Regions from separate parts of the Mus musculus genome. Here all the other regions are linked to region 1. A link is a loop called in an ENCODE intact Hi-C map of the cell type or tissue named here. Cell type or tissue: heart. All regions are shown on one strand.

What was found. A loop is a pair of places that touch in the nucleus more often than their neighbours do. Peaks named below come from ENCODE experiments on the same cell type or tissue, not always from the same donor. Only the 100,000 strongest peaks of a DNase experiment are listed, where the experiment ranks them.
Region 2: a loop joins it to region 1, with 4 times the contacts of the local background. A loop is called at or near these places in 9 of 42 quality-filtered maps.
Region 3: it touches region 1 in a loop (2.6-fold over the local background); 3 of 42 quality-filtered maps call a loop at or near these places.
Region 4: it touches region 1 in a loop (6-fold over the local background); 18 of 42 quality-filtered maps call a loop at or near these places.

The regions. Positions count from the first base shown.
Region 1 is chr12:87,264,200-87,272,199 of GRCm38, forward strand. Vipas39 (VPS33B interacting protein, apical-basolateral polarity regulator, spe-39 homolog) reads right to left here and starts at 2,087. Exons shown (of 20, transcript NM_001142580.1): 1 at 1,953-2,087. It overlaps Ahsa1 (AHA1, activator of heat shock protein ATPase 1), which reads left to right and starts at 2,529. Exons shown (of 9, transcript NM_146036.2): 1 at 2,529-2,722; 2 at 3,956-4,146; 3 at 5,676-5,758; 4 at 6,138-6,255; 5 at 7,140-7,228. The coding sequence starts at 2,643. In heart, CTCF peaks have their summits at 2,549 and 3,684 (motif pointing right); DNase peaks (open chromatin) are centred at 2,182 and 2,512; H3K4me3 peaks cover 3,559 bases; H3K27ac peaks cover 2,457 bases.
Region 2 is chr12:87,412,467-87,420,466 of GRCm38, forward strand. No RefSeq gene overlaps it. Among named protein-coding and RNA genes, the nearest start is that of Mir3068, 21 kb to the right of the region's middle. In heart, CTCF peaks have their summits at 882 (motif pointing right) and 4,444 (motif pointing left); DNase peaks (open chromatin) are centred at 965 and 4,415.
Region 3 is chr12:87,385,293-87,393,292 of GRCm38, forward strand. It overlaps Sptlc2 (serine palmitoyltransferase, long chain base subunit 2), which reads right to left and starts at 3,063. Exons shown (of 12, transcript NM_011479.4): 1 at 2,754-3,063. The coding sequence starts at 2,879. It overlaps Gm33444 (a long non-coding RNA gene), which reads left to right. Exons shown (of 3, transcript XR_381803.4): 1 at 1-2,386. In heart, a CTCF peak has its summit at 3,237; DNase peaks (open chromatin) are centred at 2,059 and 3,169; H3K4me3 peaks cover 2,457 bases; H3K27ac peaks cover 2,205 bases.
Region 4 is chr12:87,331,381-87,339,380 of GRCm38, forward strand. Sptlc2 (serine palmitoyltransferase, long chain base subunit 2) reads right to left here. Exons shown (of 12, transcript NM_011479.4): 9 at 4,652-4,778. Among named protein-coding and RNA genes, the nearest start is that of Ism2, 36 kb to the left of the region's middle. In heart, a CTCF peak has its summit at 3,730 (motif pointing left); no DNase peak of the experiment used is centred here.

The DNA.
Region 1 (8,000 bases):
ACTCAGATGTTATAGTAACTATGAAAAGTGCAAGTTATAGTCTCCCTTCTGAAGGATCTCATTAGAACTAGGGTACCAAAACAAAGGGGATACTATTCGAGAGGCAAATGTTGTAAGGATTCATCATAATTTTGCTGAACACACAAAAATCAGCCAACACTCACCCCAAACAGAATAAGCAAATTCATGTATTATCATATATTTAGGGAGTGCCACCTCTGAGTTGTGCTTCTAAGCTCTGGGAACACTACAGCTGACTACAGCCAACAAATGTCCCTCTCTTCCAGTATGTTCTTTAAATGCCTGACATAAAAGAAAGGAAAGCAATTAAAAGCAGAATTATCTTGCCTGTATCATCAACTCATGATCATTTTATGAATCATTTGGCTAATTATGGGGCCAACTTCTGAGATCATGACCAAGAAAATATATATTAGCTAAAAGATCCCACATTATTCTCATGACTGCTCCAAAGTTAGGTATTGTTCTGCAAAACAAAACACGTTTTTCAAATTAAGCTGTGGAAGAGTAAAAATTGTAGTTTAACCCAATAAGTACCAAGATTTCCACAGCACCTGGCCACTTACTGGGCCTTGAAGTCAAAAGGTAAATGGCTCATTTCTAAGCCTTGGAGAAATGCAATCTTGCCTTACTGGCTAATAGTGAAGGATAAATAGTGTTAGAAAGCCTAACAAAGTGCTTGGCAGAAAATAAACATGTAAGGTTACATCCCGTTAGTATTTGATATAGCAGTTAGTCTGCCACTAGATAATATATGCAAAGTGTTTACCTAATCTTAATGCTACCTTAGATAAAACAAGAGAATTTTGTTTTCTGCAGTTCTGGGAACTGAGCTTCGGGCCTCCCACGTTTTAGACAAGCACTCTACCACTGAACTATATTCCCAGCCTCCAAAATTTTTGTAAAAAGCAATCTTAAATATTAAAAGAAATTCTAAACCAGGCCACAAATCATGAAGATGTGTACAGAACATAAACATGTCTCTAACATGTGTGCAAATTCATAAATAACTGTCATTCATTTGTCATTCACAACGATCCTGAAAGGTAAGCCTGGGAGATTCCCACCGACCAGGGGAACAAAGCTCAGAAGCAGTAAACATCACAACTTTACTAAATCACTTCTACTCCAAACTACAATCCAGGGTTTTTGGATCCTAGACTCTTTCTTTTCTTTTTTCACTTTTGGGAAAACTAGACAGATCTTTACAATGGTAACTAGAAATAGGTAGAGAATATGTCTAACAAACTTAGTACTTCACCAAGAATTCTTAAGACTCTTTTTACAGTAGTGGATACATTGTATTTCGAGTGACAAAAGAGACCGTGATTTACGTGGTAAGTAAAATGGTAACAATTTATAACTCTAAGAATGCTCAAAGGAAAGCGGGCTTCAACGTGATTTAAAATGCTTCCGAGATTTGATCTTATCGTCACCTGTACACTGACAGTCTGACATGGATAGGGGGACAGATGCGAGAGGACGGGAACACGACATAGGGAAAACAGGACCCGTTTAAAACACAAAACAAAACAAAACCAAAAACCAAAACCCTACAACCAAGAGGTTCCTTGCCTCAGGGTACTGTAGAAACCAGCTACTGGAAGTTAAGCTAGGTTTTTAAGGCGATGTTTGAGAACAAAGACCTGAGAGATTGGATTACAGGAGCAAGGTCCAGGAAACCACGCATCTACCACAAACACCAGAGCCTAGAGGGTGCCTGAGAAGACATATTCAGAACCAAATGTTGAGTAAGCTGCTTTGAGGCTTGCTGGAAAGCCCCATCTCGGAGCTCCCAAGAGTGGTCCCGACAGAAGAAGGTCGGAGTGAGAGTGTAAGGATGCCTCAGAAAAGACAGGGAAAGAAAAGGGTGCGGAGAGGGTGGGTTCACCTAGACACGAGGCCTAGACAGGGGCTTGGGACACCCTCACCTCTTCCACACCGAGCGCTCCTTCTCAGGACAGCGCCAGGCTCAGCCGCTGGACCAGCCTTTCTAAACAGGCTGTGAGGCATAGAGAAGAGCAGAAGGGGACAGCGGAGAAGAGTCTGAAGAAGGTGAAAGGAATACCCGCAAAGCATCCTGGAAGTTGTAGTTCCATAACCTCTATCATTCTTTCGTCCTCCCTGCGGGCCGCGAGGCTTCTGGACTAGCATTCCCAGAAATACTAGCGCATAGTGCTAGGTCATTTCCTTTACTTTCAGCATGACCTTCCGCAGTTATCGGAAGGGTTGGTTTAAAGACTACAACTCCCATCAGGCTCAGCAAGGTCGGTTTAGGGCCCAAGGAGACAATGAGAGGAATATTTTGTGTCCTAGCCGGTGGGGATTAGGATCTTGAGGGCCTAGACTTAAGAGCTTTTAAGATAAACTGAGAGAGCTGGAAGGAACGCCAGAAGTTACGGAACCTACGGCTCGGCGAGCTGGAACGGAAGTACCCGGTAAGAGCGAGGAGGAGCCGGAAGTTAAGGCTGGGAGGGGGTTGGGGTGGAGGGAAAAGCAAGCCAGGAGGTGCTGTGCTGCTTCTAGTAGTTTCCAGGCGCTGCCAGGCGGCTGGGACCGAGCGGTCCTCAGGCTGTGGCTGCGGCTGCTTGGGAGCTGGTAGCGGTGCGATAAGTGAGCTGATGGCCAAGTGGGGTGAGGGAGACCCACGCTGGATCGTGGAGGAGCGGGCGGACGCCACCAACGTCAACAACTGGCACTGGTATGGGCCAGCAAGACAGGCCGCAGGAGCACTGTTAACAGGCTAGGGGTTGGAGGTGTCTGGGACCTTGGCGAGTACGGGACCCAAGTAACCCTGGCCTGGGGTTGGGCGTGAGTCCTTTCTGTAGCAGGGGTCCCCTCCATCCCTCGCCACCATCACAGTCTTAGGGGCGATGGGTTCGACATGGACTGCTGAGTCCCCAAGGAGGAATTTCAGAGCGAGAACAGAGTGCCCTAGTTGCTGCATCCAGCCTGAGCCGGGTGATACTTCCTACACGTGGCCGCAGGCGTCCTTGAGATCCAGACCCCTGCCGATTGTGTTGGGAGTCTGCTGGGGAATTCGAGAGCTCCAGGCGCGGTAGTTGTTGGTTTGCGGGTTACAGTGAAAGCAAAAGTCATAGGGGACTACTGCCTCAGTCCAGCGTGAGAAGCTTTGGAACGTGATCTGCAGGGCACTTGGAGCTTCGGGATGCTGAACGCAATGCAGTCTCCTACCCGGAACTGTTAAGTTCTGTTGTAACAACTCCAGGTTGCCCGGCAGTCATGATTTTACAGCCTAACCGGTCTTGGAAGCTGCCTCATCTCTCAGAAATCTTCTGGAAACAAAGTTATTTGGAGTGCCACTGAACTTTACAGACATTATATTTTTTTTCCTCAGTTATAGCTTTTTGATTTTTAAATAGCTGTACTAGAAGGGCAAAGAATTGATTTTTACCGTCTTTTTTTTCCCCCTTCAACCTGTCTCTTTTTAACATTCTACTTGATGTAATTTTTCTTGTGGACTTTGTGACACTGTCTAGAGGATGTAGGATGTGTAGGGCAAAGTTTGAACACTGAACGGGACACAACACTGTTAATGAGGCTAGCATTATTGTTGGTTTGTTTTGTTTTTTTAAACTGAAGTTCTTAGCAAAAATGCTTGCTTGTCTTTGCTCTCCTGACTTAAGCAGTATGGTCACATCTTTCTTCTTGGCCAAATGGGGGCGCCATTTTAACGGTCAAGGCTCATTGTGCTAAGACTGGAAAGTATTAACTTGGTTTGCACAGCACCTCTCTTTGTTGACAACTCGCCACCCCTTTGGATTCCTAAAAGTAGCATGTTTGTGGACATTCTAGGGTAGAATTGAGAGGGTTGGGTTGTTTTCTGCCTCCTTTAACCTTGCAGTCACCTGCTGAATGAAACAGTGCGTTCTCCTCTTGACTGCCAGCCCTTAGCGCTGCTTCTGTCTTGCAGGACAGAGAGAGATGCTTCAAATTGGTCCACAGAGAAACTGAAAACCCTGTTCCTGGCCGTTCGAGTAGAAAATGAAGAGGGCAAGTGCGAGGTGACCGAAGTGAACAAGCTTGATGGGGAGGCATCCATCAACAACAGGAAAGGCAAACTTATCTTCTTCTATGAGTGGACCATCAAACTGAACTGGACAGGTAAGGCCTGCCAGGCTGCCAGGGAAGAGGTTATAGCCCCGTTGCCATAGCTCTGATCCTTGCTGGAGAGGTTCTGAGCACTGACAAACTCTTGAAGAGAGAAGACGGTGTTGCTTTGAAGGCAAGCGGCATTGGGCACTCAGTGGGACGCCAAATGAATTTATCTGCTTGATCTCGTCAGTTCCATCATTTGTCTCATGAATGAATGATTTTTAAAAGGGGGGGATGTTTCTTTTAGCTTCAATCACTTTCTACTTCCAGTGCAAATCTTATATCACTGTACTATCATAGCTAATTATACATCTGATTTGGGGCTGTTTTACCATCTTATAATTTAATGTCCCTTCTGTAATACCCCTAGGGGGGAGAATTGGGCTGAATGGAATATTTCCCAAGTGAGTAGTAAAGATGAAAGTAGATAGATCTGTCTATAATTTTTGCTTTTTCAATGTATATCTGAAGTATTGTTACCTAGAAGGAACTATATATATCTTGTCTAGTCTCCTTTTTATATAATACACTGAAAAACTGAGGCGTACAGACACAGAGTGAGTTTTGTCATAGTTAACATGTACCCTAAAACTTAGTCCACTATGCAACAACAGTTACTCAATTTAGAAAGAAAAAAAAAAAAAACAACCCACAGGGTTGATAGGATAGAATTGATCAGGTACCCATTAGATGTTGTTAACACATACCTATAGTCCCACCACTTGGGAAACTGAAGATAGGAAAATGGCGGTGAACTCTAGGGGGAGAGGGAGAGAAGTCCTCCATCCAAAAATGTCTTTAAAGAAATCGGGGACCAGAGATTGGAGTTCAGTTCCCAGCACCCATTTATAACTCCAACATGAGAAGGCTCTGACCTCTGAGGGCACTTGCATATGTGTGTCCCCCCAACCTCCACACACATGCACACGTAATTAAAATGAAATCTAGAAACTAAAACTTAATACCAGAGTTTTATACATGTGCTGAGTATGAAATACATTCATACTGTAATCAGGATGGTGGGTGGTTTTTTCCTGAAAGAAGCTTGAAGTGTTGTGTTTTGGCCGTCAGGGGTTGTAGCTTGAGGGCCCTTGTGAGATCACAGAACGGGTCCATCTAAGGCAGAGGGATCAGCACATACCGATGGCACCTTACCTGACAGATGGCAGAGATAGGACAGTGACAGATGTCACATAGTTTTCTATGTTCACATCTTACTTCTAAATTATAAACTCACACAGAAGCAAATGCAGAGTGGCCACAATCAAATTCTCCATGGCAGGTGTTCTAACAACCAATGCTAGTGGCTACCCAGACAGGCTCGGGGGACCTGAGCTACTGCCAGTGCCATGCTATAATAAGTCATAACAGCTCTCACTCCACTGTGGGGTGAGGAAAGACATTAGGGGTGCCAGTGATTGCTTCTGGCACGTGGCATTCCCAGAGTGGAGGGTCACAAGAAGCCTAAGTAGGACACTGCTCTGGCAGGACCTTTCCTGCAAAGGAGGTGGCTAATGAAATTGCATTGCTTTTGACAGGTACCTCTAAGTCAGGAGTGCAGTACAAAGGACATGTGGAAATCCCCAATTTGTCTGATGAAAATAGCGTGGATGAAGTGGAGGTTTGTGTTTGCCGAGTCCTCGCTTGCTGCCTGTTGTCCCAGATGAGACACGTGATTCAGTCCCCACATAGTACAGGCTCAGGCTGAGGATGCAAAAAAGCAGTCTACGGGTACATTCCTAGCTTTGTGGTGCCACTGGAAACGTCCCGAGCAACTTGTATGTATTGAGCAGCTCTGCTTTAGCTAAGGAAATGGGTTCTAACGTCAGCCATCTCTGCCGAGGCAGGGGAGTAGAGAAGGAACATTGGTGGGATTGTGCGGCTAGCCAGTTAGCTGTACACTTTTCCTTTGCAGCTCGCCGCAGTCTCTTGATTGCTCTGCCCCCACACTCATGATAGCGCCCCTAAATCATTATCACCTGTGTTTGATCTCTCACTAGATTAGTGTGAGCCTTGCCAAAGATGAGCCTGACACAAATCTCGTGGCCTTAATGAAGGAAGACGGGGTGAAACTTCTGAGAGAAGCAGTGGGAATTTACATCAGCACCCTCAAGACAGGTACTCTTTTAGATCTGTATGCCTGAAGGGGGCGTCCATTTTCCACTGCCAGATCCTGCCTGAGGGCCTGACTGCCCTCCCCTAGCAGATGCATAATGATCCGGGAGGCGGTGGGTATTTGTTTAATTTTGAAGTTATTCTAAAGGCTCTGAGTTGGAGAAAGATCTTGAGCAAGGTTGTCTGATAGTGTTGGCTGTTAACCTCTTGAAATATAGCCAACCAAAGTGAGATGTGCTGTGAGTGTGAATACAAGGTGGGTTTGAAGGCAGCACCCAAAGAAGCCAGTGTAAAAACACCTCATAATCTTTTAAAGATTAACAGCCATTGAAATGATAGCTGTGTTAGAGTAACTTTAGGGTAAACATGCTAGTAAAACTTCACCTACATTAACTCTTAACATGGCTACTAGAAATCTTAAATTGCTTTTGAGACTCAGATCAAACAAGTTTTGCTCTAGAGACTATTTAAGGACAATCCCAGATTGTCACTGGTCCTCCTCTTCCGGGAAGTTGAGATGGTTGTAACTGAAGGGGTGGGGTGAGCCTGGATGTCTTGGGGAGTCCATCGCAGCCACATCCTTCTACTCTTAGTGTTGAAGTTTGCATCCTGACCACCTTGAAGTTGATCATTTTTAATGTGAGCCGGGACTCGGGGTTCTGACTAGTGAATCTTGTAGAAAGTGAGTAAAGAAGTTGTAATGCTTCCACCTTTATTGGGTGTTTACACGTTTTAAAGGTCATGCTGCTGTGTTCCATAGATGCCAGGCATCCACCAGAGGTAGAGATTACAGAATGCAGGCTTTTCCTTAATGCTGGCTTACAGCAGCTGAACGACTTATGTGCTATGTGGGCTATGAAACTAACGGGGGGGTTTTGTCTTTTTAGAGTTTACTCAGGGCATGATCTTGCCCACAGTGAATGGAGAGTCAGTAGATCCAGTGGGCCAGCCAGCACTAAAGACTGAGACTTGCAAGGTAAGCAGTGATGGGGCAGGGGCGGGGCGGGCCACCTGCAGAGGAAGATGGACGGCGCCTTCATATGCAACATCAGCTTTTCTGTGTCCCTGACTCCAAACCCAGAGTTTGGAGACTTTTCGTGTTTTTTTTTTTTAAGTTTTCTGTCAGTGTTTTAGTATAGTATAGTTTTATGCTTGCATATTTATGTACTATATGTTCACGTAGTTCTGTTTCAAGTACCCTTGAAAGCCAGAAGAGGGTATTCCATCTCCTGGAACTGGCCTTGCAGGCAGTCGTGAGCTCTCTAATCTGGGAATCAGAACTAATTCCTTTGCAATAGCAGCAAGTGTTCTTAACCACTGAGCCACCTGAGTCATCTCTCCCATCCCCTATCCTGTTCTTTATTGGTTGGTAGTAGACCCCCTCAGAGCACAGAGAAGCCATCGGGGACATGGAAGTAGGATTTTAGATTGGACTGAATGCCAGTTGGCTGCTCTCAGCTTCCTTTCTAGCTGGGGTGTCAACATTCATACTTGGATATTAAGGATCTCACTTGAATCGTTAACTTTACCCACCAGGAAACAGATTCTTCTCGCTCGCTTTGTGGCGCAAGCATCTGTTTTATCTAGCTAGCTCTTGGTGGTTCTGGCTGAGTTCTTGGTTTAGAACCCTGGCATCCTTTTGTCAGCAGTGGAGAACACTGGAGCGCTGCTTCCAGCTTGCTCGCTTTTTCTCCTTCCCCCAGATTTCCCTTCTTCTTTCTCTTCTTTCCTTTTCTATCTTTGTCTTT
Region 2 (8,000 bases), 150 kb after region 1:
AAAAAAATCTTTATTTTTTATTTTTTTGGGGCTGGAGAGCTGGCGCAGCAATTAAGTTTGTATACTGTGCTTACAGGGTATCTCAGTGTGGTTCCCAGTCCTCCATGTTGGGCTGCTCACAGCTGCCTGTAACTTGACTCCAGAATCCCATACTGGCTCTTGGCCTCTAAGGGTAACTGCACTCACATGAATACACACTCTCACACAGGCACACACACATATACATGTAATTAAAAATAAAATACATCTTGAAAATGTGTATTTTCTTTAAAGAAAATGATAAAGTTACTGTCCTGTCTTTTTGTTTGTTTGTTTGGGTTGTTTGTTTGTTTTTCTGTTGTTGTTTTTGTGACAGCGTTTCCCAGTGTAGCACTTTAACTGTCCTGGAACTCACTCTGTAGACCAGGCTGTTCTCGAACTCACAGAGTTTGACCAGCCTGGTGAAGCTTAATGGCAGAAAAAAGCTGGTTATGTAGGACTAGACAGAGAAGAAAGGCATCCAAGGTGTGATTCTGAAGAGCATGACTTAAGCACAGGGGGGTGTGTTATGTGCAAACAGAGATGGTGTGTGTGTGTGTGTGTGTGTGTGTGTGTGTAGGATGCTAAGTCTGAGTGGTGTTGGAAATGTAAAAGGTTGAAGGGTTCGGGTATGAGCCAGGGGGATTGCTGTGTCCTGCACTCCTCCTATAGTATTGACCATGCTCTAGGCCTTTCGCTGGGCTTTTTTCCTTGAAGGCCTATGGAGAGAGGGAGAGCTTTGGAGGTGTGAGTCTTTGTCTTTAAAGGTTCTGAGCAAAGGATGAGAGGCAAGATATAGGTTTTGGAAAGGTTGTCTTTTCTGCAGAGGAGCAAGGAGCCTGCCTGCCTGCTGTTCCTTGAATGATCACTAGAGGGAGACCTGGGCTCAGAAGTGGCACTGCATTGGCCTGTTGAGGGGAGTCAGGTCCTCCACTGGAGAAAGTGGACAACCAACGTGGCCAGAGCCCTACTTACACAAGCAGAGCTGGGTTTGCTGGATTATCCGTAAGGGTGAGAAAAAGAGGAAGGTCGCCTAATGTGCTGTGCAAACCTGGTCCTTGGTGTACTGTAGGTCAGCAAAACCTCCTTTTCATTGTATCTCTATGTGCCATGTGTAGACACTGTTAGCATTTCTTCCAGGCTCTGCCCCACAGTTACCTGGCAACAGCCAGGTGTGCCTGACTCAGTATAAAGGGGGCTGCTTGCCCCTCCTCACTCTTTTGCTCCTCTACTCTCTTATCCTCTTACTCTCTTCCCTCTCTGCTGCTTCTCTCTCCATCCCCTCCACCCTCTCTCTTCATGTGTTCATGAACTGCCTCCTCTCCTCTCTGTCTTTCTCTCTCTTTGTAAAAATATTTATTTATTTTATGTATATGAGTACCCTGTAGCTTTACATCTGTGGTTGCTGGGAATTGACTCAGGACCCCTGCTCGCTCCAGCCCAAAAATTTATTTATTATTACATTTAACTACACTGTAGCTGTCTTTAGACACACAAGAAGACGGTGTCAAATACTCATTATGGATGGTTGTGAGCCACCATGTGGTTGCTGGGATTTGAACTCAGGACATTCGGAAGAGTAGTCAGTGCTCTTACCTGCTGAGCCATCTCTCCAGCTCCCCTCTGTCTCTCTTTCTTTCTCTGTCTGTTTCTACTCCCTTCCCATGCCCTAAATAAACTCCATTCCATACTATAACCATCATATGGCTGGTCCCTCAGGGGAAAGGGATGCCTCAACATGGACCTGCAGAGACACCCCTTTCCCCCATACCTGACTACACATTCACAAAACATATCCCCTCTCTCTTTATCTTTTGATGAACACAACACTCAGGGCCATGTTTACTTCACTCCTAACCCATGGTGGCTTCTCTTTCCTCCTCCACCTTCTTCTTGTGGTTCTCCTCTGACACCAAGCCTGAAAATCCTAAACCCCACCTATGTCCCTGGCTGTCAGCATCTTTATTATCAATCAGAAATAACTTGGGTCACATAGTATCACTTGGGTCTACCTGCAGACTCTAGGTTTTGGGCGGCCCACACTTAGCATTACAATAGACAGCAAGACCAAACACCAACAGAGAACCTAAGGATATTTGTCCTTTTACACTCACTCTAAAGCAAAGGGATATTGCAGTATCTCATTCCACCCTCTCCTATCACCTCTTTGCTCCCCTCCCCTCTCCTTTCTTCCCCTCCTTTCTATTCGCCCTGACCTCTCTTCTTGTTCCATTTCCTTTGTAATGATGAGGATTAAACACCGGGCTTTGTCCATGCTAAGCAAGAACTCTAGCACTGAGCTCCACCTCAGCCCAATATTTGTCTTCGTGTGTCTTTCCTTTGTTGAGGGCTTTCTGGTTCTTTGCTCCCAACAAACGAAGGTGCTCCCACTTTCCCTTCTGGACTATGTTTAACTGCTGACCTAAAAAATCAAGCAGAAGTGTCCATATTCAAAGTTAGAAACTAGATAAAAGGTGCACTGGTTCCCTCTTCCCCTGTGCCACTTAGTCCTTGGCTCAAGGGAAGACAAATGTCACTTTCTGTGGACACTGAGACTATCCTGTGGAAAGACCCACATGATGCTGAGCCAAGGTCTCTGTCAATAGCTAGCCTGGAAGTCCCACTGAGTTTCCAATTAATGCCTCTAGTACACTTGCAGCTTGAGAACTCTTTGCACACTCACGCATGCGTGTGTGTGTGTGTGTGTGTGTGTGTGTGTGACCCTGATCCTAATACCCCATCTTTATATTGTGCTCCTGACAGCCTTTCTCTTCTAATTTTTTTGTGTGTTTGTTTTTTGTTTGTTTGTTTTGAGACAGGGTTTCTCTGTGTAGCCCTGGCTGTCCTAAAACTCCCTCTGTAGACCAGGGTGGCCTCAAACTCAAGATCCACCTGCCTCTGCCTCCCGAGTGCTGGGATTAAAGACGTGTGCCACCACTGCCTGGCATCAGCCTTTATCAAGAGACTCTGAACTTCACACATAAGCTTGGTAAGGGGCTTAGAGTCGAAGTCACAAACTGGGCTAATTGGCCAATCACACAGCTATAAATAGTCATTGCATTATAGGCTTCCAGAAGGCTTTCAATAAACAACACATGTACTTCCTTTTTTTTTCTATTTTTTTCTTTTTCTTTGCACTTCCTTTTTTTAAAAAGATATATTTTTATTTTATGTGCATGTGTGTTTTGCCTGTATGTATGGCTGTGCAGGTGCCATATACCTTGGAATTGGAGCTACAGAGTTTTCGCTGCCATGTGAATGCTGGGAATTGAACCCCAGGTCCCCTAGAAGAGCAGACAGTGCACTTAACCAATGGCAATATCTCCAGGTGTGTTCGTGCCCAAGAGAGACAAGGTGTAGGTCTGAGCCAAGGTTGCCCAGGTATTAGTCCCAAACCAAGAATGAGGAATCTCTTGTTCCTCTACTATATCCATCAGGGAGGAAGGAGCAAGGAGGTAGAAAGCTCCAGAAATTCCATCAATTAAACTGTCTTCATGGGAAGGAAACGTGAAGAGCTTTGTTGTAGTTATTACTAAGTGGCCCCAAAAAGCCTTTGTGGTAAAGGCTTGCTCCCAGGACAATGCTATTGGGGACTCTGGACTTTCAGTGAGTAGGACCTTCTGAAAGTTTTTTTTTAGGTCATTGGGGTGCATGTTTAAAGGGTGTTTTGAGACCCTATTCCCCACTCCTCCCCTTCCTTCACCTTTTCCTCTCCATCTCTTTTCTTTAACTCCACAACACTTTGTCATGATGTCCTCCTCGGAAGGACAGACTTCAACCTTCAAATCTGTGGGCTCGGGGTCTCTTCTCTTTACAAGGGATTGCAGCTGTTTGTTACAATAATGAAAAGCTCAGTGCCACAAAGAAAAAAGGATTCTCTTTTGGATTCTCCCCTTCCCTTGGGGGCCTTTCACGTACCTGCCACCTTCTCCCCTGCCATCTTCTCCCCCGGGGGATTGATGCCCTTCTCCTTCCCATTATCCAACAGCTGTACTCTCCTGCCTCTCTCTATGGTGTCCTAGGAACCCTTACTGACATGCTGCTCGACAGGTAGGCCCTTGCTCACGGCTCAGTGGCCATTATCATGATGCATCAGACTTGCCCCCTTTGGTGGTGTTGTGGTACCAGGGATGAAGCCCATGGCCTCAAGTATACCGGGCAAGTGCGCCACCAGTGAGTTGTATCCATGTCTCTTAAACTTGTTGCTTTGAAGATAGGGATTTTGTTTTCTGCCTGTCTTCTTTCCTCAAGCCTGAAGTTTTGTAAGATCATCCACACACACAGAGCAGATCGCCTCAGCGGGAACAGCAGACAAAAGTAAAATCAGTTTGATGAAGACCTTGGGCTCAGTGGTTAAGACCGCGTTTACCAGCAACCACATGGTGGCTCACCACTACCTGTAATGGGAGCCAATGCTGCCCTCTTCTGGTTGATCTGAGCAGAGCAACAGCGGACTCATACACAAGAACAACAAACAAAAACAAAGTCTTACCAAGGAAGACCATTCTATCATTCTATTCTATGAATGGGACTGTGGGTCGGACGTTTTCTTTCTATTATTATTATTATTATTATTATTATTATTATTATTATTATGAAGGAGAATCTCACCTTACAGCCCAGATTGGCTTGGAACCTGCAATTCCCTGGCCTCAGCCTTCCATTAAAGCCATGTACCACCACATCTGGCTTTTCTTTGAGTACACAATTGCTCAAGCATCGGTAACTGGTCAGCAGAGAATGAAAAATCCCATTATTTATCCCCTGTCACTCAGTGATAATATACATACATACACATCTATTCCTAATGAAAGAAGTCAACCTAAAGGGCTGGCAGATCAAGCTAATGTCTACAGAGTCTTCCCACCCTAATCCACATGCCCCTTTGTGATATGACTGTGCTCTTTTTTGGCACCAAAGAAGCTATTTCCTGGGCTAGAGAGATGGCTCAGTGGTTAAGAGCACTGAGTGCTCACCCTGAGATCCTGAGTTCAATTCCCAGCAATCACATGGTGGCTCACAACCATCTGTAATCATATGACAGTGTACTGATATACATTAAATCAATAAACTCTCTTAAAAAAAGATTGCCCTGAATTTTGACCAGTAGGATGTATCAGATGGGATGAAGACTAGTGCCACTAACTTCAGAAGTCCAGAAGATTTATTTTATGTGTATGTATTTATTTTATGTATATGAGTACACTGTAGTTGTACAGATGGCTATGAGCCATCATGTGGTTGCTGGGAATTGAACTCAGGACCTCAGCTCACTCCAGTCCTGCTGGCTCCGGCCCTGCTCGCTCCAACCCAAAGATTTGTTTTGTATTACATGTAAGTACACTGTAGCTGTCTTCAGATGCACCAGAAGAGGGCATCAGATCTCATTACGGATGGTTGTGAGCCACCATGTGGTTGCTGGGATTTGAACTCAGGTGGTTGCTGGGATTTGAACTCAGGATATTCGGAAGAGCAGTCAGTGCTCTTAAGTGCTGAGTCATCTCTCCAGCCCATGGTTCTGCTTTCATAGTCTTGGAATATGTCCTGGGGTCTCTGAGAAGCTGATCACACCCCAGTATGAGGAAGGGCCATGGGGAGACCCATGCAGCCCACCTGGCAGCAGTGCATATGGCCTCTTGGGAACTCCTTCACCAACTCACAGGTTTGGAAAGACGAACCATTGTTTCCTGCAGTGAAGTGTAAGAATCAGTTGCCATCTATGAACTCATGAGTTTCAGGCTCCTTCATAGGCATCATATTTACATGCATGTAATTTCATGCTGAAATATACTCATGTGAACATACATGGAGTAGTTAGCTCTTTCAGCTTCCTTAGACTACAGCCTTGTGCAGCCCAACCTCATTGACTTTACCTCTTCCTTACTAATGGATGTCCACTGCATGGCCTGAGACACTTAGGGCCTTCTGGGTAATTGTGGGGCTTTGGTCCTCTGGACCATCTGGAGACGTTAACCTCTGTGTTCTCTTAAGCAAAACAGAGAAACATTTTGGTGTGGTGACTACTACACTCCTTTCCCTGAATGTTGTCTTCTGGGCTTTATTAAAGCACTGAAGAGGCTGGTGAGATGGCTCAGTGGGTAAGAGCACCTGACTGCTCTTCCGAAGGTCCAGAGTTCAAATCCCAGCAACCACATGGTGGCTCACAACCATCCGTAACGAGATCTGACTCCCTCTTCTGGAGTGTCTGAAGACAGCTACAATGTATTTACATATAATAAATAAATAAATCTTAAAAAAAAAAAGCGCTGAAGAAGCACAGTAGACTTATGGGGGGGTGGTGGTGATACAGCTGCATTCTGGGGCCACTGGAAAAGTGTATGGACCCAGTGGCCTTCCGTGTAGCATAAAATTGGTGAAGAGAATTGGCAGTCGTGTGTCACTCTACCATCCCTAGAGTGCTCTTTGCTGCATGGAGGTGATTGGCTGAGGCCCCCCAGGAAAGGGTGAGAAGGAGTATGGGTATCTATGATAGGGAGGAGGGTGCGGGGAATGGGCTCTGCATCCTGCAGATGTATTTCTGCCAGAGGGGTGTGCATGCTATATAGGGGCTGCTGACAGGGTGCCTCTCGTGCCTCAGTGTGGATGTGACCAAACTCAGATATGCTGCTGTTAAATGAAGCGGGACATTTCCATGGCAACACATCTCTCAGCTCCCAGCCAGATGCCAAGGCCTTACATTATGGTTTTCTGGCTGAGAGAGCACTTCAATTGCTTCTAGTCTCCAAAGCAATGGGACCGCAGGGACACCAGATGCCTCAACCTAATAGAACCTAAGGGGTGCTATGTGGGAGCCCGAAGGGGTTTTGCTTGGGGGAAGGCCTGCAAGTAGCCATAATAGTTAAGGGGGCTGGACAGGCTCCAGACCTATCATCTCTGAAGCAGTGACCTGGGCTTAATGTTTTCCAGCACCTCAGTCTAAAAGAAGGATTGTACAATGAACATGGTCAGGCATGTCAATCACTCCTTTCAGTAACCTCCTTCTTTCTGCCCATCCGTCATCCCTCCTTTGGAGTTTGAAGAGCTAGGTCCTAGCATCCCTGCCTACTTCATCATAGGTAACTAACTGGTTTGGGGCACACAGCTGGCCCGAAGGTGGCTAAGCTGATAGTCTTCCATCAATTCGGGTCCAGTAGTGGCAGCCCCGTGTAAGTAAAATTATCAGAGATGGACTAAGGCAGCAAATGCAAAGCAGCTAAGACCACGGGGGTGGGGGTGGGGGTGGGGTGGGGTCGGGGGGAGGAAGAACAGGAAGGAAGAAGACTGCACCTGTGTTCCGATACCTTTTCCTGATTCTCCTACCTGGATCTGCTTCCTGCAGTTGGCTGCTTTCTGTTTGACATGCTCCCTACTTAAGGTCCTGAGTACTTGGGTCAAGTTCTGATAGCGATGCCCAAGGTGCCTTATCTATCACAATTCCACCCACAGTAACAACACAAGAGGCTGGCTTGAAAATGTTCAAACACCAGTCCGTGTTGTTGCTCTCTAGCGGCTACTGATCTGCATAGAGTTCTGTGGGACCAGTGTCACGGCAAGATTATGACTACGACTAAGCAGCTACTATGCATTGCACGATGGGTCAGGTGTCAGGGAAGCAGCTCCAAAAGAGAGTGTGCTTGAGGAGTTTATTCTCTGGAGGACACAAATTATGGGCGAATAAAAGCTGTCAGGTAGTGCTGTGGGCTATGCATTCCAAGAATGGCTCCCAGGATGAGTCAGGACTAATCGGTTACATCAAGATTAAAAGGTGCTTTGTTTTCACAAGAGGGATGAAACCACCGAGAGAACCTTTGGCTGCCCTTTGACCCAAATAGTTAGAGTGAAACCAAATTTCCTCCTTTGCGGGTCAACTTTTATATCGGTGTCCTCTTCTGGTGTGTCTGAAGATAGTGACAGTGTACTCACATACATACAATAAATAAATCTTTAAAAAAAAAATGACTGGCTTCAGAAACACAGAAGCA
Region 3 (8,000 bases), 120 kb after region 1:
CTCCTTACCACATTATCTACTCATCAAACAGCCCCATCCAGGAGTTGCTTTTAACATGGGCATTAATCTCTTCAAACATACCCTGGTGAGTGTATACAGGTATCAGAGGTAGCTGATTCCCCTTAGAGAAGAAAGCCTACGAGTTTATAACTTCTCTCCTGTGCATTAAAAAGCAATGTTAAGACATGATGTGAGCAAACAATTTTACATTTCATCCATGCAATAGTACTTTAGTGAAAGCAAGACCCTTGGGTATCTAGTTTGCATCTTACTGTGTATTTTCAGAAAAAGAAAAAGAAAAAAAAAAAGGCAATACTCCCCCTTCAGGATGCAAGGAAAGACAGGTAGGAGCTGGAGCACATAGATTTAATTTAACACAACCAACTTCACGAACTATTTTAAGATATTCTCTTTTTCTCATAAACTTAGAGATCTTATTCCTTATAAATGTAGTACCTGCTTTAAAATAATTTGTGAAAAATCGTTTTCTCGAAAAGATAGTAGTACAGCCCTTAGGATATTCTATCACAGCTAGTCACAGATTTTTATATTTCATTTTAGTAACTTGGTATTTCATCTTAATAGTTGCCAACCTCTGAAGAAATACCATGCTTACAAATGATAATTGCTGGGATTCCAGGAGGTCAGAACTTGACTTACTATTTACTCAAAATATAACTCCTAGTGGCTTATGTTAGAAAGCACCTCTAACACATGCCCAGCTTTGTCTGGACTTCCTTTTTCCTCACAAAAGTCCTAACTCACCCATTCATCAGTTCTCTTCTAGCTCCAGTTACTCAACCTCCCAGATACATTCTATACCTCCACAACGTTGCTCATTAGCCATTTTACACTTCTAGGGAAAACAGCACATTCTTTCATGGCTCATAACAGACTGACTCCTCCCCACATCCCCGTTTTTTGGAGGCAGGGTCCCTCATCGCCCTGCTGTCCTAGAACCCACTATGCAGACCAGGCCAGCCTGAGCTCAGAGATATACCTGCCTGAGGGCTGGGATTACAAACAAGTCATATCAAACTCAGACTGCAAACTGACTCCTAACACACCTCCTCTCACACAATTCTTTTTGAAAGCAATCTTTTGACTCTTAAACACCTTACACACTCAAGGGAGGCCAAGTCTTTTCTGTGCACTCCCACTCCTAACCCTCAACTCTCCCCCAGGGTCATAAGACTTGAAGATAACCCTTTCATACCACAGGATTAACACATCTATCAGAGTTACTGATTCAGGTAGGGGACAGGTTGCTATTGCTTAGTATCTATGTTGAAGATGAAATAGGGTCACTGACCTATCAAAACTACACCAATCACACTCCTGCTAAGGGGAACGAGCAACTTTTAAAACCATTCTTCCCGATATTTGCATAATTGGTTTAAAAAATACTGCCAGGAGCCAGGGGGTAGAGTAGCACATGCCTTGAATCCTAGCACTTGGGAGGCAGAGGCAGGTCTGTGAGTTCGAGGCCAGCCTGGTCAACACAGTGAGTTCCAGGACAGCCAGGGCTACACAGAGAAACCCTGTCTCAGAAAATAAATAAATAAATAAAACTGTCAGGAAAGCCAGGTGTTGGGGTCTTAGTTGCTCTTGGGAGGCAAAGGCAGATCTCTTTTAAGTTGGAAGTCAGGCTTAGTCTACAAAGCAGAACAGCCTGAGAGGGCTGTTACTCAGAGAAACCATGTCTGGAAACAAGCAAAATACTGCTAGGAATTCAGAATTCTGTAAGATAGTTTAGAAGTTCATGGATATGGTTGATGATTCAACTTCAGTTAATTAATACAAGGACTCATGACAACTTACCACTGGATTAAGCAACGCCCTCCACGATAGCTCTATTGCGCCGTGAAGGGGCCACCTAAAATCCTATCTGGATGGTGGGATGGGGGTCTCACCAATCGCACAACGGGACAATTTTCAAGACAAGACCCCCGAGGAGGTTCCCTGCCAAGGTTTTCCCCATAAAGGAAGTCCAGAACGTGATAGGAAGAGGCTGTCCGGTTGTGCTTCCACAACTGCACTGCCTAACTTTCTCAGAGCGTCAGCTTCCTTTTGGGGCTGCAAGACTCTACAGGAAGCATGTACTCGAGGGGACCCGGGCAGGAACCCGAGAAAGTATCGCCGGACTTCGAGGGAAAGATTTCCTCTGCTTCCCACTAGGAGCGGCCTGCACTTTTTTTTTTTTTTTTTTGCGTGATCCACATGGTTAAGAACCAGAGACTTGCAGAGGAAGCCCAGCCTCCAGGGCCCTTCAGAACAGCAAATGCTGAGGAGCCGGGCAGACCTCAGGAGTCCCGCGTGGCTGAGGAGCCCCGGGAGGCTGGAGAGCCAGGCAGAACTAGGGGACACCGCACACCTAAGAAACCAGGTAAACCTTGGGACCCCCGCAGGGCAGAGAACCACAGCTCATCGCTGCGGAGCCGGGTAGTACTGGGAAGGCTCGAATAACTGGAGAAGCGGGCAGAACCGAGGAGCCCCTCACGGTGAGGGAGCCCCACATAGTTGTAGAGTCCCGCGCTGCCCTTGAGTCTCCCTCCCGCTCAGGGGGGAGGCCCAGCCAGCGCCGGCTCCCCGTCGCTCAGCACACCTGAGCCGCGCCCAGCCGCCAGCCGGCCACTGACCGGCCCGCGCGGCTGCCCGTCCTCCCCGGCCCGGCCCGGCCCAGCCCGGGCATCGGCTCGCGGGGGTCCCGGCCCACCGCCCCGATCTCGCCCAGCCTCTCGATCCCATCGTACCTGGCCGGCAGCCGCGACGGTGGCGGTGCTGCTCCTCAAGTACCCGTTCCTCACTTCCCCGTTCTTGACGCAGCCGTTCGCCCGCATCGGGCGGCGGCAGCAGCAGCCTCCGGGCTCCGGCCGCATCCTCCCGGCAGCACCCGGCAGCAGGACAGGCTCTGGAGGTGGCGGCGGAGCCAACTCCCGCTCCGCACCGCACCCACCTCTCCGAAACCGGAAATGGCTGCAGCGCCGCTGCCAATTCCCGGTCCGGCCGTCACGCGAGGGCGGGGCCACCCGAGAAGACGGGGCTCGCCGAAGCCCGGCAGCCGGAGGGAACATGGGGCGGGGTCTATCGGCTATTGACCAATCCAAAGGCGAGAGGGGCGGATCTCATGCTGATTCTGGCGAATTAAGAGCAAGGGAAAAGCGGCTTGCAGACATCAAGGGGACTTCTTCAGAGGAACTCGAGAACTGAGCAATTGATTGGAGCCCTAGCCAGGTCGTAGGTGGAGCTTTGCCGCCTACTGGTCCAGGTTGAGAAGGAGGCGGAGCCCGGAAAGGAACAGCCAATTAGAGTGTGGAGAAAGAAACAGGGGCTGAGCCTATTTCCAGAGCCTGTTCCCGGTTCTCTAGCACTGGTGGTGGTTGCCCTCTGTGCCCTTCCTCCCGAGAGGTTCTCAGGTTGAATCCGAGCCCAAGACAGGCAGCTCCTTTATTTCATTAGCAAATTCCTCTGTGGGTGTTAATAGAATAGCCTTTTTGACAGTCTCTCACTGTTCTTCATTGTGAACTACGCGAACGCCTCGCGCGCACATCACTTGTTTCTATCCGGGTTTTCCTAGGGCAATTTCCTTTGAAGACTTTCCTTGAAAGTCAGGAGACTTGATCTGTTTCCAGATCTTGTGATAACTGAAACTGAAACTTGAGGAATTAACTCCTTTAGGAGCCAAGTTCTTTTAAAATTCTTCCTGCTTCATGGACTCATTTGCCAGAATTACATTAGTAAAGCGCTGGACACCTATCACAATACCTAATCCAAATCAGTAGCAAAAGAAATTGATCTACATTTCAGCATTACAAAGACCTTTAGTTACCCATAAAAAAAAAAATCAATGTCATAATTAAGAGTATGACTCAGTCTAGGTTTGAATCCTGGCTGCCTCACCTACTAGCTGAGTGACCTCTATGTTCCTCTGCTCAGGGGGATAATAACAGTTGCCATAAGAGAATCTAATGAGTTAATGCCTGTAATGTATTTTGCTTAGGACCTGGCAATTAGTAAGTATTCATTAAGTGCTGGTTATTATTAATTGCCGAATGCATCTGTGTGAATCCCTGTGTCACACAACCCCTTCTCCCCTGGAGCTTTAGAACTGCGTTGGCAAGGTTATTTGTTTTGCTTGATTTAGAAGAGGTACTCTTAACAGCAAGTGGAGCAAGGACAAAACTTTCAAGTCACAAACCCTTTGATCTCAAAAGTGAACACGAGAATCAAAAAGAACTCTATGGGGCCTGGAGAGATGGCTCAGCAGTGAAGTACTGGACACTGCTTGTCCAGAGTACCTGGATTTGGTTCTAGCACCCACATGGTGGCTCACAGCTATCTATAACTCCAGTGCCAGAGGAATCAAAGCCTTATTCTGATTTCCCAGGGCACCAGACACAAACTTGGTGCACATACATACATGCAGACAAGACACTCACAGACATAAATTAAAATCTCCTTTTTAAAAGTTTTTTTTTTAAAAAAAAAAAAAAGCTCTGTATGCCTTTAAGCTAAGCATAGTAATGCATTGATACAGTCTCAGCACTCCTGAGGTAGAGGCAGGAGTGTAGATGTTCAAGATAATCTTTGTATATATAACCTGTCCAAGCTAGCCTGGGATATAGGAGTCCCTGTCTTAAACATGATGGGGTGGGGATAAGTAACTCAATCAGTGAAATACTACCAGGAAAACAAGAGGAGTTAAGTCCAGATTTTGAGCATCTAGTTAAAATCCCCATGCTTAGGACACAGAGATGAAAGGGTTCCTAGAGTTCTCTGGCCAGCTGGTCTAACTGAATTGGTGAGTTCCAATGTCAGGCAAAGACCCTGTCTCAAAAATAAGGTAGAGATGATGGGTGATGGTGGCATATGCCTTTGATTCCAGCCCTCAGGAGGCAGAGGCAGGCAGGCAGATTTCTGTGAGTTCAGGCCAGCCTGGTCTACAGAACAGGTCCAGAATAGCCAAGGCTACACAGAGAAACCCATTCTTGAAAAAAAAAAAGAAAGAAAGAAAGAAGGAAGGAAAGAAGAAAGGAAAAAAAGAAGAAAAAGAAAAGTAGAGAACAATTAGGGAAGATACCCGATGCTGACATCTGACTGTCATGCACATACACGTAAACACATGGACACACAAAGAAGTGTATGCCTTATGAAGCTTACTTTCAAAAATCAAGATATGGCATGAAGAGATGGCTCAGTGTTTTGGCTGCTCTTCCAGAGGATGAAGATTTGAGTGCCTAAACCTACCTGGCAGATCATGAGCATCTTTACCAATAATCGGATGCCCTGAAAAGATATACATGAAGTTAAATAAAATAGAAGGGCAACCTTTTGAAGAATAAGAAGGAAGAGGAGGAGGAGAAAGAGGAGAAGAAGAAAGAAAAGCAAAGAAAGAAGGAAAGAAAAAAAAAGAAAGACAGACAGAAAGAAAGAAAGAGGAGGAGCACTGACTGCTCTTCCAAAGGTTCTGAGTTCAAATCCCAGCAACCACATGGTGGCTCACAAACATCTGTAATGGGATCTAACGCCATCTCCTGGTGTGTCTGAAGACAGTGTACTTACATATAGTAATAAATAAATAAATCTTAAAAAAAAAAAAAAAGGAGCCGGGTGTGGTGGCGCACGCCTTTAATCTCAGCACTCGGGAGGCAGAGGCAGGTGGATTTCTGAGTTCGAGGCCAACCTGGTCTACAAAGTGAGGTCCAGGACAGCCAGGGCTATACAGAGAAACCCTGTCTCGAAAAACCAAAAAAAAAAAAAAATAAAAAAAAAAAGGAGGAGGGAAAAGAGTAGGAGGGAGGAGAAGGAGGAGTTCCAAAGTGGGACACTGGATGACAGCGGCTATCAGATTCCCATAGGCAGTGGAGGTGCTCAGGGCAGAAATCTGGTTGAAAGAGAAGCTAAGAGGTTTGATTGACACTTAGATAGTGGGCTGAGAAAATGTAAAAAAGGCTTGGATGGAAGATGTGCAATTAGCTAGACCTTGAAGGATGAGCGAGACTTAGAAACTGGCTTGGAATGAGCAGAGGGGTTTGTTCTGGGGGGAGGGGGGAGCAGTGCATGTTCAGAGCTGGGCAGAGGTTGGCCTGGTCTGGATCCTGGGAAGAACCTGTCCCTTCCTCCTGAGGACAGTACACCAGGAGCTTCTTGCCTTGTTCTGCTGCTTACTCACTACTAGCCTCAAAGGAGTCATGCATACACAGCCCTGATTTCCTCACTCCCCATTTGAAGTCAATTCTTGCACTTCTTCCTTCAGTAGATGAGACAGTTGTGTGTACCCATGATATAATACCCAAATGATCAGATTACTCAATAGGCCATTGCTAAATCACAAAAAGGATACCTCAGTAGGAAACACCCTGGGATCCACAAAAACAAGAAAATGGTCCCTTCTAGAGGCATAAGCTATCTCCTTGTCATTTTATAGAACTTATCTTCAAAGGCTCATGCTAGGTGCTAGGACACAGCTCTCCTTGTCTTCCAAGATGGTTCAGGCCACTTCATCTGTGAAGCCTTTCTTGAAGTTCATCATCCCTATAAAATTAGACAGAGCCTGTGTCACATGGCTTTGGAATTCTGTGAGAGGGAGTGATTACAAACAAGAGCTCTGTTGTCAAACACTGAGGAACCGAAGACCCAGCTCCAGCTCTTACAAACCTGTAACCTTGCAAAGCAGTCTCACTTCTCTGTGACTCAACTCCTGTTTGTGTAAAATGGGATACATGTGCTTCCATGAGCTGGAAAAACTAACTCCAGACCCAGGGGAATCAATCAATACTGCCTTTTAGCCTACTGCCACAGGAACCTGTGCATACACATTCACGTAAACACACACACACACACACACACACACACACACACACACACACACACACACCAAAATAAAAATGAATTTTAACCCTGGCTTGTCTCAAACAAACAAACAAACAAATAAATTTTTATTTAAATTTTTTTTAAATTTTGTAAATAGCATTGTAATGTGGTCTTGTGAAGAATACTGTTTAAATTTAGGGATGAAAAGAGCGTTAATGCAGTAAGATTCAAGATTTTACAAATATTCTGCACACATTTGTTGCTCATTTGTTGGTTTTGTTTTTGTTTTTTGAGACAGGGTTTCTCTGTGTAGCCATGGCTGCACTGGAACTCATTCTGTAGACCCAGGGTAGCCTTGAACTCACAGAGATCTGCCTGCCTCTGCTTCCCAAGTGCTGAGAGTAAAGGCGTATACCACCACTGCCCATCTCATCCGTTGTTTTTGTTTTTATGTGCACTGGTGTTATGCCTGCATGTATGCCTCTATGAGGGTGTTGGATCTTGGATTTACAGACAGTTGTGAGCTGCCATGTGGGTCCTTTGGAAGAGCAACCAGTCCTTTTAGTCACTGAACCATCTCTCCAGCCCTCCTTATTTTATTTTATTTTTGAGACAGGGTTTCTCTGTGTAGCCCTGGCTATCCTGGAGCTCACTCTGTAGACCAGGCTGGCCTCGAACTCAGAAATCTGGCTGCCTCTGCCTCCCAAGTGCTGGGATTAAAGGCGTGCGCCACCACTGCCCAGCTTTAAGAGTCTTGATTATACTGGGTAATTAGGTGTTGAGATGACTGACTGTGGGTATGTGGGGTGTTGCATGATAGTGAGAGTAATTGGGGGGGGGAGGCACTAACCCCATGGAGAGTTTAATATTTCCCGCAACATATATTTATTTATAAAAATACTGTTGTATAGCCCAGTCATGTCTTGCATTTGTTCTGTAACCCAAGATCTTTAATGTTTTGATCTCCTGCCCCTCTTGCCTCTGTATCCCAATTGCTGGGACTACAGAAATAGAACACCATGTCTGTCTTCAGACTTGATTTGCAAGGGATGGGCTGGCCATTTCCCTTTCCATTATCCCTACTCTAATACAGTACAGCCAAGGAAAGAGACTTTCTCCCTGGATTTCTGACTGTATTTGCATCTCCCGAGGTAGGACAAGAGTCGTCCTTCCTTCTTCTGGCCTTC
Region 4 (8,000 bases), 67 kb after region 1:
AGCAGGAAGCAATCGCTCCTGGGCTCGGAAGGCAGTGCTAAGGTGGGTCAAACGTCCTGAGTAGCATGCAGTTCTCTACAAGATCATACAGATGCTTCTTCAAAGACAGCACTTGCCATCTCCTAAATTAGTTGCTGGATCATTTAACACCTCATTAGCAAGTCTATTGCTGGGTTAATTCAAACAGGCCAAACCTGAGTTTAATTAAACTTCAGCCTACCCAAGTTCTACAGCAGTAACAGAATTTACCTAGGTTCTTTAGAAGCCAAGTGCAGTGAAGTTTTCCATATGGAAGTGCGTTGTGCAGTCCCTGTAAAAGCCACCTGTTAAATGCATGTATCCAACTCACTTTGTCTTTGATGTGGCCATGGTGGTAGCATCCAACTACACGTGAAAAACACTGTACACAAAGCACTAAATTATTTTACATCCAATTGCAGTTCTGGAATTTTTTTAAACATCTTAGTTGATTTTTATGGATATTTTGATTCATTAAAAAGGTCTTGGATCTAAAATCCACTACAGAATGTGGTCAGTGATGCATGAAGGACAAGCTAGCTCTCCGGATTTGGTGGGCTTTTCAGAACTTCCCCGGACTCTTCTACTCACCTGCTCTTACTTGATATTGACAGTGAAAGAGAGCCAACAATGACAGTAATTCTAGGGGACACGGGAAGGCTGGCCAGGAGGAAGGAAACGGAGCAGTAAAGGCGAGCAGAACTGTAGCTCCTCCTCCCTGGCTGGCTGCAGCTTTCTGAGCAGCACTCTTCTCCTAACAGCAGCACAGACCATCTCACTTTGAATCTCATTTTAAGCAGGATTTAATATGCTTAATGAATTATTTTAAAGCTCTATTAAAAAACCAATATAGGAACATGCAACTTTAATAGAAATAAAAATGCTCCCTCCCCAGCCTCCTACTCCCAGGAAGCAGTGCTGGGTTTTGTCTGCCTTTCCTGGTTTTAAGCTCCACAATGTTAAACCTCTTTGTCTTGTTCCATCATTCCTCAGTGGAGTCTGGGAACGGTGTCCTAGAACATAGTCCTTCTAGAGCATGTTTTCTCCGTGAATCACCACCAATTTGCATAACTTTACATTTCTTCTTTTGGCTAGACACTTTCATAAATTTAAAAACATAAATGTTAAATTTTCTTTATAAATTTATAGTAGACTGTCGATTTTTTTTTATTAAGTACAGTAACAGTAGTGGGAGAGTATATTGAAGCCCTAGGGAATTTAAAGTTGTTTTGTTTAGCTTCACTCCATGGCCCCGGCTGGCCTTGACCTCACTAGGTTGACCAGGCTGGCCTCAAACCTTCAGCAATCATCGTGCCTTAGCTTGCCAAGTCTTGGGCTCACTGGCACCTGCTAGTATGCTTGGCTGGGGCAAGAATGTAGAAGCCTGTAAAGATGTCTGCCAACCTCACTGAAAGGTATCCAAGCTAACCTTACAAACACAGAGCAGAGACACACATACACAGGTCGCTCTGTGGTTCTAGTGACAGCTCAAAACAGTAATAACCTAAACATCCACTAACAGAAGGAACAAAAGGCTGCCCGAATACGCTGGAATGCTGTAAAACTGCAAACAAGTGACTGAGAAAATCACCCCCAACATGGGACTCATAATGAGAAAAACACAGCAAACTGTATTAAGATACATACAGCAAGAGTGGTTCGTGTAACATTTGAAAACACAAAGGACAGGGACAGTCATTATTAGAATCTGGTCTATTCCTACACGTAATAGAATGTAAAATTTCAGGTAGCAGAACCTATGTGACATAATTGAAAATAGGAAAAACTATATTGTGTCCTTGATTCATTCCAAATCTCCCCACCCTGCAAACGGTTTAAACACTATTCCATACTCACATACTATCTACCTGCTTCAGCCCTGCAAACTGAGAAACCGGCCTACGACTCTCCCATGACTACACTATTCACTCCTCTCGCCTGTATACCTCTGGTCAACAGACCTTAATGTGGCATTTCCTTTGAATGTAGTAAAGACTGCCCATGCATTGAAGGTCCTCTGGTATCTTCGTGTGCATTTCTATATATCATAGGGCATGCTGAATACTGTAATAATATGGCACAACACATTTTTATTGTTACTTTTTGAGACAAGGTTTCTCTATGTAACCCTGACTATCTTAGCTTAGTTCTGTGGCATCTGTGTAATGCTCACAAATTCTGTGGAACCCAGTCATGGCACAAGGATAGCTTATTTTTACTTCACAGGTCTGGGAACTCACTCTGTAGACCAGACTGTCCTGGAACTCAGAGAGATCCACCTGCCTCTGACTCCTGAGTGCTGGGATTAAAGACACGCACCACCACCACCTATAGCATAATATATTTTAGCAACTTAAGCAGACGGGTGCCGAGCCCTTTGAGGAAAGGCTGAATATGGCTCATAAACTCTCCATAGCTCCTCCTCAGACTTATGCCCAGCTACCATCAATTTTGGTGATGTCCAAGCAAAGCTCATGACAGAAGGTTTTGATTCAGTTAACTCAAAATTTTCAAGTTACTACAGCAAACATAGCAGGTTTTCCAACACTCAGTAAAGAAGCTGACAGATGATCCCAGTCCCCAGCCATCTGAGTTGTTCTAGCAGTGGAATCTTCTATTCTGGTCCCAGACCTGTGAAGTAAAAATAAGCTATCCTTGTGCCATGACTGGGTTCCACAGAATTTGTGAGCATTACACAGATGCCACAGAACTAAGCTTTGGTGGTGGCTTGAGAGGCAAAACCTGGAAAAGCAGTACTAATCCAACACTTTGTCTAATTGCCATATTTCATTTTCTCATCAGACATTTTTGATGAGTACAAATAAGTCATTAATTCATATGTACTTCATCATACAGATCTAGGCTCTGAGAAATTACCAACATTAACATTGATAGCATAGCTGTTAGCTTTTTCTAGTCTAAACCAACGGACCAAACTAAATAATCTGTATAACAAACTAGTAAGGCCACTGTACTTTCTGTCTCTGAATACATGTATATTTTATATCCAAACACATTCTCTCACATCAGAAAGAGAAGCAATACATCTATGCTATTGTGAACTCAGGAAGCAATTGACATGGCTTCAATTCTGTGCAGCATTAATACTTTCTTCCTGAATAGGCAAATGCATAAAACCAAAGATGACAACACTATTTCCAAAAGTCTCTTCATAGAGATAATAAGGATCTTTGACAGATAGGAACAAATATAAAGACAGTTTGGGTTTCAAAAAAGTCTTAGTCAAAATCAGTCTCCTACTTAACTGGCTCCAACATAGGCTGTAGCTCATCTATAGTGCCATGTAGCATACATGTACATCTATAATGTCATGAAGAGCCCAAGGCTAAGGATGTAAAGTCTGACATATCCATAATGCCTCAGAAGCAGCAAGCTAACAAGTTAAATTAAGTACATGTCATACTGCTAGCAGAAAACTTTGTTATCTTCTTTCTTTCTTTCTTTCTTTCTTTCTTTCTTTCTTTCTTTTTTCTTTCTTGATGGGCTAGGGTCTCTAATAATATAGGCTGGCCTCAGGATAAGGATGACCTTGAATAATTCTCCATTTCTGAAGTGCTGTGATTATAGCCTTGTATCACAATGCCCCATCCGTACAGAGACTTTTAAAAGTAAAAACAGAAAGCAAAGACTCAATTACCCTTCTTTCACAGTAATTGGTCAACACTGCCCTCTGGTGATTCAATGTAATAAACAAGGCAGCATCTTTTACTTTGATTCAGTTATGTACCTGCATCTCTTTGGATGTACATCTCACCAACGACAAAAATAGATTTAAGATGGCCTTCATTATGTATTGTTCATAAAATTAGAAACTTTAAAAAGGCTTAAAATCAAAGACTCTGGAAACATGCTATAGAAGACACACATCACTATGTAGTAAATTACATTTCCACATAAAACATGTGATTAAGAAAGACCCTGAAGGCAAATTTCCTAAAGTTAAAAGCACAGTGGGACAACAAGAAAGGTCTTATCGGGCTGGTGAGATGGCTCAGTGGGTAAGAGCACCCGACTGCTCTTCCAAAGGTCCGAAGTTCAAATCCCAGCAACCACATGGTGGCTCACAACCACCCGTAATGAGATCTGATGACCTCTTCTGGTGCATCTGAAGATAGCTACAGTGTACTTACATATAATAAATAAATAAATAAATAAATAAATAAATAAATTAAAAAAAAAAAAAAAAAAGAAAGGTCTTATCATGTGTAATTCAGACATGGTAGCACACACCATTAATCCCAGCACTTGGGAAGCAGAAGCTGTGAGCTCAATGTCAGCTGGGTCTATGTAGAGTCCCAGGATAGTCATGCATACAGAGACCCTGCCTATAAAGAAATAAGGGAGGGAAGGAAGGGAGGGAGGGAGGGAGGGAGGGAGGGAGGGAGGGAGGGAGGAAGGAAGGAAAAAAGGAGATGGAGGGAGGGAAGAAACTCTATACAAGGGAGCCAGTATAGTTATCAAAGTGTATTTAACACACTGAAAAGCATATGTGGCCAGTGTTGCCCTGTTGGAAGCCTGACTCCTTATTTAGGGAAAAACTTCAACGGAAACAGCACAATTGGCTGCTAAGGTTTTTACTAAGCCAAGGAAATGCTTCCTGAAAAAGACTTACCAAGACTGGTGCCATCCTGCCCCATGATGCACTTCATGGAGGTGATAATCTGTTCCATCACAGGCGGTGACATCGACGTGGCATACACAGCACTGTGAGAATGTGTGCGCAGGTAGTCTATCAGCTCCTGCAGAAGCAGAGGCAACATTAAGAGGCCGTTCCTGAGTACACAGATGTGTGTGACTACTTTCCCTTCAACAGCCTGGTGCAGGTGCTAAGCTGGGACTCAAGGTCAGCTAATACCATCAAAGCTCACAGCTGGCCAACAAGGACGCCAGAAACAGGGCAAAGCCAAGGTTAGGTCAAAGAGGAATTAAGAAAGTATTAACTTGCTTTTTCTTTTTTCTATTCTTTTTTTCTTTTTTCTTTTTTTCGAGACAGGGTTTCTCTGTGTAGCCTTGGCTGTCCTGGAACTCACTTTGTAGACCAGGCTGGCCTCGAACTCAGAAATCCACCTGCCTCTGTCTCCCGAGCACTGGGATTAAAGGTGTGCGCCACCACTGCCTGACAGACAATGATTTGCTTCTAAGTGGCCTGTGTGTCTCACCCTATATACAAATTGCCTGTCCTTATGCTCCTAAATAACATGTTTCCCTAGGCTGGGAGCAGATCACTTAGTGATGCTGTGAGCAGCTCTTAGCTGCTAAGCCAACGCTCCAGATCCTCATTTAAATCTTTAAATAAAACACGCATAACAAGATTCTAGTGTACTATTGGGCATAGTGGTATATGCCTATAACCCTAATCTCTGGGAGGATGAGTGTGGGGAGCCGCCCTCACATTCGCCGTTACAAGATGGCGCTGACATTCTGTGTTCTAAGTGGTAAACAAATAATCTGCGCATGTGCCAAGGGTAGTTTTCCACCCCATGTGCTCTGCCTTCCCCGTGACGACAACTCGGCCAATGGGCTGCAGCCAATCAGGGAGTAATACATCCTAGATGGAGAATAATTCTCCTTAAAAAGGGACGGGGTTTCGCCATTCTCTCTCTTGCTCTGGCTCTTGCTCTCTTGAGCTCTTGCGCTCTTGCGCCCTGGCTCCTAAAGATGTAAGCAATAGAGCTCTTGCTCTCTTGCTCTCTGGCTCCTGAAGATGTAAGCAATAAAGCTTTGCCACAGAAGATCCGGTTTGTTGCGTTCTTCCTGGCCGGTCGCGAGAACGCGTGTAAGAGATGAGGCAGGAAGATTGCAAATCTAAGGCTAGTCTGGGCTCCAAAATGAGGATATATCTTTAGTGAAGAGGAGGGAGCAGCAGTTGTATGTATCAAAAACAAATAAAAAGAGACGATGCAACTGTAAAATAGGCAATTGCTGTAATTTCCTCACAATTGCATCCCAAAGCACAAATATCTTGTATCAACTCTGAAATGATACCTTATATATATGACTTACTATCTTTAATTCATATCAATATATCATTTAACTCTCAAAGTAAGCTTTGTCTCATTAACAAAAAAAGGAAAAATCTATAATGAGATCTACCAAACCTGATTAGAAGCAACTGACAATGACTTTAGAGGAGTCTAAAGGCCATCACTTATAGACTCGTCTTTCTTCTGTCATCAGTGTCCTATCTGGAATGAATAGACATCTGTTCATGTCTTCCCAGGAAAAAAATTACACAGCATGGAAGTAATGATGTACAGCTCTAGCAGGATTTACTACAACAAGCCAGGTTAGGACTGTACATCCAGAATGACACAACAATCACAGGCCGAGGTCCCTGCCTAATGAGAGTGGAAGTGTTTTTTTGTGAGGAGTATGAATGATGCCTGCAGAAACACACCATGCACAAACCAAACGCAGTGCTCACAAGGGTTATGTAACATTTTGTGTAGTAAATGGCTTTCTACACACAATTCACAGCAAGGGTGGCACAGAACTAAACCCAGAAGAGAGCATTGATGAAAGATATCTGATGCCTTCATACAATGATGTGTGTGTATGCCAGCACTGTCCTGAGAATAATGCTCTTTGCAACAGCACTCACTGTCAACATCTATAAAGCAGCTACCATATTCTCCAGGGGTCTTTTTGTTTTGTGCTATTTCTTCACCTTTTAGAAACTTTCTTTGGTTCTCATCAAGACCAGTAAAACTGAAATTAAAATTATCAAATGTAGCATTTTGGTCTTCAATTTTCTGAGGCGAAGAAAGCATTGTGTGCTATTTAGAACTCTGACAGGCCAGGTGAGATGGCACGTGCACCTAATGCTAGCGTGTGGGAGGGGGAGGCAGGAGGATCAAGAGGTCAAGTCCTACACAGCAAGCACTCTGACTAGCAAACAAGGTGGTCACACATTTTCCTGACTTACAGACTTGTGCAACTTCCTGATCAGGTCTTCACAGAAGGACTGTCTGAAGTCTATTTCAAAGCTAATGAAAAAAATCTGCTTCTGGGGTGATCCGACTAGTTTAATAAGTTACATTCTAGCCACCAAATACCCATAAGATTGAACAGCCTGGCATCAAGGAGGGACAGACCTGGTATCAGGTCACAGGTTCCTCTCTCATGTGTGTCTTCCTTGGCAGTAGCACCATCTCCCATGTAGAACTGGTCCATAACCATCTAGCTCACACATCACAATTCTCAGGGTTTGATCTGACTGCCTGATCGTCAAACTCTGACAGATTCAAAGTACACAAGTAACCATGGTCAGAATTTATACACCTCACAACTGATTAAAGAAAACTGCACAAGGGAATCAGTGGAAATAGAAATGCACACAAAAAAAGTATAATAAGCTAAGAATATGATAAAAATAAAGTATATACATAAATGAAACAATTTTTTCTAGTTATTATTCTTTTTTTTTGTTTGTTTGTTTTTTGTTTTTTTGAGACAGGGTTTCTCTGTGTAGCCCTGGCTGTCCTGGAACTCACTTTGTAGATCAGGCTGGCCTCGAATTCAGAAATCCGCCTGCCACTGCCTCCCGAGTGCTGGAATTAAAAGCGTGTGCCACCATGCCCAGCTTTTTTTTTTTTTTTTTTTTTTGGTTTTTTTTCAAGACAGGGTTTCTCTGTATAGCCTGGCTGTCCTGGAACTCACTTTGTAGACTAGGCTGGCCTCGAACTCAGAAATCCGCCTGCCTCTGCCTCCCAAGTGCTAGGATTAAAGGCATGCGCCACCACGCCCGGCTTTTTTTTTTTTTAATTGGGTATTTTCTTCATTTACATTTCCAATGCTATCCCAAAAGTCCCCCATACCCTTCCCCACCCCACTCAAAGAAAAAAAAAACTGCATTACAAAATTCCTTTTTCTCCTTGGAAATTCTGGATGTATTTTGGATTCCAACAAGTGCTTGTTGATAGGAGCCTGACAAATACAGAGGTGGGTGCTCACAGCTGATC